Regions from separate parts of the Homo sapiens genome. Here region 2 is linked to region 1. A link is an interaction called in ENCODE POLR2A ChIA-PET data of the cell type or tissue named here. Cell type or tissue: Panc1. All regions are shown on one strand.

What was found. ChIA-PET counts read pairs that join two places held together with the same protein. Peaks named below come from ENCODE experiments on the same cell type or tissue, not always from the same donor. Only the 100,000 strongest peaks of a DNase experiment are listed, where the experiment ranks them.
Region 2: POLR2A ChIA-PET joins it to region 1 with 5 read pairs; 2 of 35 experiments call an interaction of 5 or more read pairs at or near these places.

The regions. Positions count from the first base shown.
Region 1 is chr4:152,262,842-152,267,841 of GRCh38, reverse strand. It overlaps the pseudogene RN7SL446P. Among named protein-coding and RNA genes, the nearest start is that of FBXW7-AS1, 72 kb to the left of the region's middle. In Panc1, no CTCF peak of the experiment used is centred here; a DNase peak (open chromatin) is centred at 2,471; H3K4me3 peaks cover 229 bases.
Region 2 is chr4:151,107,993-151,112,992 of GRCh38, reverse strand. No RefSeq gene overlaps it. Among named protein-coding and RNA genes, the nearest start is that of SNORD73A, 6.7 kb to the right of the region's middle. In Panc1, no CTCF peak of the experiment used is centred here; no DNase peak of the experiment used is centred here.

The sequences.
Region 1 (5,000 bases):
TTATATTCTCCACCAGACCTCCTAAGGAGATTTTTATTAGATTTTCTAGCCTTCTGGGAAGAGATCAGGGAGAGGAGACAATGCCAGTTTCTGCAGAGCTTCTTCAGAGATGGTGGGTCCCTTTCTTTAAAAGTCTAAAACCTTCTTCAGTTTATTGTTTATTGAACACTTTCTGGATGCTGGGCATCACACTGGGCACCAAAGGTGAAAAGCTCATAGCTCCTGACCTCCAGGGCAGCTAGTGGGTGAGGAATGAAACTGAAGACTTTGCAGGTTCCTGAACTTTGACTGTCTGTTGCAAAATGGCCTAGGGAAAGAAGTCAGTAGAAGGCAGGCCACTTGGCATGAGTAATGCAATTGGGAGAAAAGAAAAAGTCTAGATGGGGATAGGGAAGGAAAAACAGACAAAATAGTGCTGGAAAATAGTAGCCATTTCTGGGCCATTCACTGTGTTCAGGGAATTTGTCTTTCTTGCTTACTGTTGTATTCCTAGGGTCTAGAACAGTGCCTGGAACATGTCTAGTGCCCAAATAATTATTTGTTGAATAAAATGATGAATCTCAGTGACTCACTTCCCTTTCCTTTCTGGCTAGGCCATTTGCTGAAAGGAATCCCCTCATTCCCCCGCTCTGAGATAGGACAATGCCATTAGGCAGGTATATCTTGGGAATTTGCACCATCTGTTTGGGGCCCCATGGAAAGGGTATACCAGATGAACCCCAGGTCTATTTTGGTCTTTACTTTGCATGTTTCTTGTTTTTTTGCATCCCATGCAGATGGATACTGTCAGGTTATTTATAGCAGAAGTTTGCACACAATAATAGAACAGTTGCTCTAATTCCAACGCCAATTGAATAACTTTGGTTTTGCATTCTTCAGAGGACCTGTAGCAAACCCAGTATTAAATAGCCGTGGTACCAAGGCTGTTCCCATATAGCATCAGCTGCTGCTGATTCTGATTGCCTTTCCCAAGACAATTCTCTCTCTTGTTTTGTTTGTTTGTTTGTTTTAGACCAAGTCTCACTCGGTCACCCAGGCTGGAGTGTGCAGTGGTGCGATCTCAGTTCACTGCAGCCTCTGCCTCCTGGGTTCAACTGATTCTCCTGCCTCAGTCCCCTGAGTAGCTGGGATTACAGGTGCCCACCACTGCACCTGGCTAATTTTTGTATTGTTAGTAGAGGCGGTGTTTCACCATGTTGGCCAGGCTTGTCTTGAACTCCTGGCCTCAAGTGATCCACCCACCTCGGCCTCCCAAAGTGCTGGGATTACAGGTGTGAACCACCACACCTGGCCCTCTCTTTAACATGGGACACAGTGATTTTTGCTTGCATGCATTTCTTACAGGTTTTAGAAAAAGCCCACTAATAGATGAAAAAATTATAAATAAAATATAGTGCTGACAAATTTAATTCAATGGTATATTAAATAATTGATACACGTAGCCAAGAATGCAAAGATGGTTCTTATGTACAAGGATGTGCATGATCTTAGGATTTATAATAGTAAATATTGAAAACAATCTATATGTTCAACAATAGGGGGCTGGTTTAGAAAATTATGGTACATTCATAGAATGTAATACCATATAGCTATCAAAAAGTCTATTTCAGGGTAATATGTTGTAATATGAGAGAAAATGGTTATGATATACTAAATGAACACCTGCAGGTCATATTATACACAAACACACACACACGATATATGTATATATCATATATATATATATATATATATATGATCTAATCTTATGAAACTATGAATTCCCAGGAAAAAAGAATGAGAGGGTATGGTGAGTAATTTCTCAATGGGCAGATCATGGGTGACTTTTATTTTCTCTTCCTACTTTTCTGTTTTTAACAGTATTTCTGCAATGAACAGTTATTACTTTTGTAGCCTGGAAAAAAAAATTCCATAAGTGCTATTTTGAAGAATAGTGCCACTGGTTTCTTCCAGGGTTGGGGCTTTATATCTGAAGTTTGTATTAAAGACTAGCTCAGGACATTCACTATTAGGGACAACCAAAGGGAAAATATAAAGTGTGCAGTCATGGTCTTTAAAGCAGGCATTTAAAAGGTTGCTTTTTATCTAATCTCAAGAGGAAGAGATAGGTAGTGTCTTCTCTGCAGAGATTTGTTAATGCTGGTTTGTACATTATCCAGGCATCTCAGACTTGCCCTAAAGACCATCTATAAAGAACCAGCGTGTGTAGATAGTACATGCATTTTCCATATCCATAAATTGTGCACGTTGTTTGAAGCCAGTCATCAATCAATTTCCCCTGGAAACAAAGACCAACATGTGGAATAAACAGCAGAAAAGCTTTGGAGAGAGGAGGCTCTTGAGGAAGAGAACTTGTGCAACCTACTTTTGCTTGTATCTCGTGCTTTCCAGTGCCCTGTCTTGGAACTTAGTCCTGGATGAGGCATTCGTAGCAACCTCGTCACGCACAACCTCACGTGTAAATCTATCTTGGTTAAATATACGAGTTTTCTAAAGCCGGAGGGAGAAACAGTCTGACTCATCGCCACTGTTTTAACTTGAACAAACTATAATAGCTACACAGCGGGTTCCAATGATTAGCAGCAGTATTTATCTTTCCTAGTTTGCATCGACAGTGACACACTCACAGTTATCTGCCCAGATACAGCTTCTATAAAGCCAGCTGCGTCATGCACGTTATTTTTAACCGTAAGAAGAAGAGCCATAGCTAATGTAATCTATGATAGCTTTGTAATTAAAATGTCTTACATAATGAAGAAATCTAATAAATAAAGTACAGCAAGTATTATGTTGCAAAACAAACACATGCTTGGATAAAGGTTTTTGCCTTAAAATCTAGCTACTACTATATATCCTCAAAACTTGTCGCTGCCATTGAGAGATGAGTGACAGCCTTTGATATCCAGAAAATAAAATTAGGGAGATCCTTTCCAACATGGGACTTAGACAACTGATGGTGAGAAATACAGAACGTGATTTACTTGACAAGTAACTAGTAACCTGGGACAACCCCAAAAGATAAAAGGAAATGGACTAAAGAGTGAGCCTATGGTGATTCTGTCGTAGAGGTTGATAAATTTTTTTAAAATAATGACACATCAACAGGAAAAGCAAATATGCTCTGCTTAGCTCTTTAGAAGCAACCTCATCACCATTGCTAATTGTATCCTATCATTCTGTCACTGCAAATCTGAGGAAACTTTGGTGGCTGTTGTCCTTACATGTCCATTTGAAATTTGCTCCAGGGAAACCGAAGATGTTTTGTTTCCTCTTGTGTCTCTTATGCTATCATTGAAATAGCTGCTAGATGTGAAGACATATATATATCCTTTTAGTCCTATGAGACTTTCCACTTTCCAATGAAGAGAAAACCTTTCCCATCAAAAGAGAGAATGGGCCAGGCATGGTGGTGGCCCCTGTAGTCCCAGCTACTCATGAGGCTGAGGCAGGAAAATCGCGGGAGTCCAGGAGGTCTGGGCTGTAGTGCGTTATGCAGATCAAGTGTCCACATTGAGTCAAGCATCAAACATGGTGACTTCCTGGGAGCAGGGCACCAGCATGTTGCCTAAGGAGGGGTGAACCAGTTAAGGTAAGAAACAGAGCAGGTGAAAACTCCTGTGGTGATGAGTGGTGGGATTGCGGCTATGAATAGCTACTACACTTCTGCCTGGGCAATATAGTAAGATTCCTCTCCGAGAGAGAGAGAGAGAGAGTATTTGAGGTGGAAAGTCAAGTAGATAAGAAAATATCCAGGAATGCTGTGTATCACATTTTGGGTTGAAGAATTCCTATATCTGTTGTCCCTTTGAGCATGAGACTATTGTCAATGCCTTTGACTATTGGCAATGGGAAATGTATAGCCTGTGATGTCTCCATTGCAAGAGAATCTATGAGCTGCCCTGGACAGCTCTTGTAAATCAACAATTGGAAAATGGACTAGGTTAGCTCAGGATTTCCATTTTGGAGCTATTAGCGACTACTACAGCCTCCAACCATATGACTTCCACAATGCCAGATTAAACATTTATTGAATGAATATGTAAATCAATGAACTGTGTAATTGGAAAAATGAAGGAAAGCTTCGATGAGACCTGAGGCTACAAAATCCCTCTAAGTACCACTATCCACATTCTGTAAGTTTTGACATGTAATATTATCATTAAAGTTCATAATGATTTCATTACAGTTGCATTATTATTTTATGTTAACATATGAATAACCTAGAGATATGCTTTTAATTTTAAGATAAATGTTTTTTTTTTTTTTTTTTTTTTTTGAGACGGAGTCTCGCTCTGTCGCCCAGGCCGGACTGCGGACTGCAGTGGCGCAATCTCGGCTCATTGCAAGCTCCGCTTCCCGGGTTCACGCCATTCTCCTGCCTCAGCCTCCCGAGTAGCTGGGACTACAGGCGCCCGCCACCGCGCCCGGCTAATTTTTTGTATTAAGATAAATGTTTTTAAAAGTTTATCTTTCTATCATTTATTTTTCAGCTAATTGCATTTAGTTATAGAATATGGTCTGTGTATATACAGATTCTTTGAAATATGTTGAGACTTGTTTCTTGCCCTCTATTATGAGGTCAGTTTTACTCATATTTGCATGTTTCACTTATGTTCTACAATGAATTTCATACATATGGTTTTTGATCCTTCTTTTGGTTTTAGGGCTCTGTATGTGTCCATTAATCAAGCCGTGCTGTTAATTGTGTTGTCAAATCTTCTATATCTGTATTGATTTTTTGTCTGCTTGCTATATCAGTTTCACAGAGAAACTCCCACTATGTTTGTGGATTGGTCAGTTATTCCTTGTAATTCTACCAAATTTGATTTGTATATTTGATGCTATGTTACTAGTTTGGGCAAGATTCAAGTGATCTCTTCCTAGTGAATTTAATATTTTTATCATTATTTAGTGACTTACTAATATTTAAAAAGCTTAAAGTTGATTTTATCTATATTAATATAAATATATATTATTTGGGGGGTTAATATTTCCATAAT
Region 2 (5,000 bases), 1.2 Mb after region 1:
TATCAGTCACAGGTGTTATCAGCCCTTAACTGTAGTCATCTACATGAATGACCCAGATGTTCTGGTTGGCAGCCACAATTTATTTTCATAGTTTATAGCCTTAAAAGAGATGTCTTTAGTCTGCCTTTCAACTGGCAGACCAGATGTCTAGGCCATTAGTAACAGCCCAAGTCAGCAAAAACTAGTGTGGTGGCTCACACCTGTAATCTCAACTTTGGGAGGCTGAGGCAGGAGAATCACTTGAGTACAAGAGTTCAAGACCAGCCTGGGCAACATAGCGAGATGCCCATCTCTACAAAAATTTTAAAAAGCAGGTCATGGGGACACACACCTGTAGCCCCAGCTACTCAGGAGATTGAGGTAGGAGGATCCCTGAGTCCAGGAGGTTGAGACTGCAGTGAGCTGTGATCACACCACTGCACTCCAACCTGGGCAACAGCACAAGACCCTAACTCTAAAAATAATAATTTTTAAAATAGGGCAAGGTTAATCAAAAGCAGTATTGGCTATGAGAACTGAGTTCCGCCCACTGAGCAGGGACTTCATTCACTTTAGTTGCATGGCTAGCACTGAGGTTGGATTGCAACAGCAACACAATGGATACTACCAGCTTTCCATTCTGCAGAGCCATCAGTGAATCAGGCCCAATCATTTAGGAGACTTAGGTGAAGTAAGGACCCCATTGACCCAACAGGTGCAAGTACGCTTCACGCAGTGGAGTGCTAGATAAAGTTTTCCAGGAGTTTCTACCACCACTTCATGAAAAACCAAGATGATCCTAAGGCTGCTACATCCCAGAACACACTGTTTTTTATCAGCAAGGCTTGTTTAGTGAGGCATGCGGTCTCCAATACCCAAAGCCCTCCAATAAGCCTAGAAGCAGCAAAAGGTTAAAGAGATAGCAGTTTGTCCTTGACTGCCAGAGGGATTAAGCACTGTGAATCCATCCACACAGTCCCAAGAAACTACTTGGTGAACAGGCTCCTGAATTGTTTTGGAGTTTTATCAAACACTCCTGTTGGTGGAGGTGTGATGAAACCACAGTCAAGGTATGAGATTGAGAATTCTGAGTTGTCAAACAACTGGACAGCATCCTCGCTCTCATGTGAAAACTGTGGCCGTCAGAGTAGAAACACTTGTGTTTAAATACTGACACACACACACACACACACACACACGGCAAATGGCAGAGGAGTTTGTTCCATTAACACTTTTCTAAATACAGCAGTGCCCTGAATGGGAGAACCTCCTCTGAATACATGAAGTGCACAAGCATGTACACATCAGTCTCACATTTAGCAGTGCAAAATAGAACGCTGAATTGGCCCAGAGGGACTCACACACTTAAATATAAAAATATTTTTGCCTGGGCGCGGTGGCTCAAGCCTGTAATCCCAGCACTTTGGGAGGCCGAGGTGGGTGGGTCATCTGAGGTCAGGAGTTCAAGACCAGCCTGACCAACAATGGAGAAACCCTGTCTCCACTAAAAATACAAAATTAGCCAGGCATGGTGGCACATGCCTATAATCCCAGCTACTGGGGAGGCTGAGAAAGGAGAATCACTTGAACCTGGGAGGCAGAAGTTGCGGTGAGCCGAGATTGTGCCATTGCACTCCAGCCTAGGCAACAAGAATGAAACTCCCGTCTCAAATATATATATATATATTTTTATAAATTTAAAAAACCTTTTTCTCCACTGCAAGTTTTGCCCAAACCCTGTCAGTTGAATTTGGATGCTTTATTTCCTTATTTACAGTAGCACTGGCAAACTTTTCTCTGTGAAAAGCCAGATAAATAGTTTTGGCCTTGTGGGCCAAGAAGCAAAAGTGGGATGTAGGCATATAACAAGAGGAAACAAATCTCCACAAAATTATTAATGAAGTTCAAACTATCATGATAATAATTGAGTACTTTTCTGTAATACAGATCTACTAATGAGGAAAAAAATGGAATTTTTTTCTTTTGGGATGGGGAATAACATTTCATTAAATTAGAGCTTAGTGATTCCCATTATAAAAATGAGTTGCAAATTTTCATCTGTGAACAGTGACTTGTAATGAGATTTTATGTATTTCTTTTTTTTTTTTTTTTGAGACGGAGTCTCACTCTGTTGCCCAGGCTGGAGTGCAGTGGCGCAGTCTTGGCTCACTGTAACCTCCACCCACTGCAACCTCTGCCTCCCAGGTTCAAGCGATTCTCCTGCCTCAGCCTCCCAAGTAGCTGGGATTACAGGAGCATGCCATCACGCCTGACTAATTTTTGTATTTTTAGTAGAGACGGGATTTCACCATGTTGGCCAGGCTGGTCTTGAACTTCTGACCTCAAGTGATCCACCTGCCTTGGCCTCCCAAAGTGGTGGGATTACAGGCATGAGCCACAGTGCCTGGCCTGTATTTCATTTTTGAAGATGTCTTTTCACAGGTAAAATGTGTGGCACTCAAAATGTTTGAGCGTGGTATCGCTGCAGTTTGCAGTGTGCACCGCAGTGTGAAGTGATGAGTGCACCACCTCAGTGTGAACTGCACCTGCACCACTGCAGTTGTAGTGTAAAAAGCAGCAAGTGGGCCAGGGGCTGTGGCTCATGCCTGTAATTCAGCACTTTGGGAGGCTGGGGCAATAGGATCCTTTTGAGTCCAGGAGTTTAAGGCCAGCCTGGGCAACATAGTGAGACCCCATCTCTATTTAAAAACAGATTAAAAATGTTTTGAAGCAGAAACACAATATTTAAAGATAAATGAGTATGATCATGTTCCAATACGACTTGATTTGTGGATATTTATGTTTATTTTGAATTTCATATAATTTTTACACGTAGTAAAATATTTTTTCAAATCTATAAAAATAGAAAAAACATTCTCAGCTTGCAGACTATACAAAAATGGAAACTGGCCAGATTTACCATAGGCAGCAATTTGCCAACTCAGCCTGGACTAAGGATTATATCACATGGATGGTTAGCAATTATAACTGCAGCTGCTTTTAAGATCATAGGTGAAGAAGTCCCTGATACAGAAAATCAGAGCAAGGACACAGAATGCTAAAAACTGAAATTTAGGAAAACTTTACCTGCAAAAGATTTTTTTTTTTTTTTTTTGAGACAGATTCTGGCTCTGTCTCCCAGGCTGGAGTGCAGTGGCACAATCTCGGCTCACTGCAAACTCCTCCTCCAGGGTTCAAGTGATTCTCCTGCCTCAGCCTCCCAAGTAGCTGGGATTACAGGCCCACGCCACCAAGCCCGGCTAATTTTTGTAGTTTTAGTAGAGACAGGGTTTTGCCACGTTGACCAGGCTGGTCTGGAACTCCTGACCTCAAGTGATCTGCCCAGCTTGGCCTCCCAAAGTGCTGGGATTACCAGCCTGGCCAACATGGTGAAACCCCATCTCTAATAAAAATAACAAAATTAGTTGGGCATCGCGGCACACGCCTGTAATCCCAGCCTCTCAGGAGGCTGGGGCAGGAGAATCGCTTGAACCTGGGAGGCAGAGGTTGCAGTGGGCTGAGATTGCGCCATTGCGCTCCAGTCTAGGCGACAAGAGCGAAACTCCGTATCAAAAATTAAAAAAAGAATATACTGCCTACGTAACACTACTTAATCAGAAAAAAACCCTAGTAAGACATATTCAAGCAAAATTACTGGATTTTAAAGAAACAGAAGGCTGGGCGCGGTGGCTCACGCCTGTAATCCCAGCACTTTGGGAGGCCAACGTGGGCGGATCATGAGGTCAGGAGATCGAGACCATCCTGGCTAACACGGTGAAACCCCGCCTCTACTAAAAATACAAAAAATTAGCCGGGCGTGGTGGTGGGCACCTGTAGTCCCAGCTACTTGGGAGGCTGAGGCAGGAGAATGGCATGAACCCAGGAGGCAGAGCTTTCAGTGAGCCGAGATCATGCCACTGCACTCCAGCCTGGGCGACAGAGCAAGACTCCGTCTCTTAAAAACAAACAAACAAAAAAAACAGAAAGGCTGGGCACGGTGGCTCACGCCTGTAATCCCAGCCCTTTGGGAGGCCGAAGCAGGCGGATCACAAGGTCAGGAGATCGAGACCATCCTGGCTAACATGGTGAAACTCCGCTTCTACTAAAAATACAAAAAAATTAGCCAGGCATGGTGGTGGGTGCCTGTAGTCCCAGCTACTCAGGAGGCTGAGGCAGGAGAATGGCGTGAACCTGGGAGGCGGAGATTGCAGTGAGCTGAGATCGTGCCACTGCACTCCAGCCTGGGCGACAGAGTGAGACTCCATCTCAAAAAAAAAAAAGAGAAAAAACTGGGGGGCCTCTACCCAAAATCGAAGACTTTTAAAAGAAATTTAATTATCATACTTTTCACTAGCAATGCTTTAAGTTATTTTTAAAAAAATGGGAGTAGCATATTTAAGATGCTTAAAGAGTGAGCCAAGGAGCTAAGGATGCAGCAAAAGTGACTTTGAGATATAAAGTACTCTGACAAATTATACTCACCATGGAAGAATAAGAACTTCCTAAGGAACCTACCAAAGGACATGCTTCAGACAACCAAAATAACTAGAGAGCCATCAATCTAAAGACTGGTGGTGGGCATTAAACATAGTTACTTGTGGCCAGGCGCGGTGGCTCATGCCTGTGATCTCAGCACTTTGGGAGGCCAAGGCGGGTGGATCACCTAAGGTCAGGGGTTCGAGACCACCCTGGCCAACATGGTGAAACCCCGTCTCTACTAAAAATACAAAAAATTAGCCGGGTGTGGAGGCCGGCACCTGTAATCCCAGCTACTTGGGAGGCTAAGGCAGAATGACTTGAACCCGGGAAGCAGAGGTTGCAGTGAGCTGAGATTGTGCCACTGCACTCCAGTCTGGGCGACAGAGCAAGACTCTGTCTCGAAAAAAAAAAAAAAAAAGCATTATTTTTGGAACCTCTTTCAAATGAGCCCTTCTAAAAATAGAATACTATGCCAACCCCTATTCCAAGGTGTAGCAGATTAGAGCTTGATTATGGATTATACTATTACCTTACTAAATGAT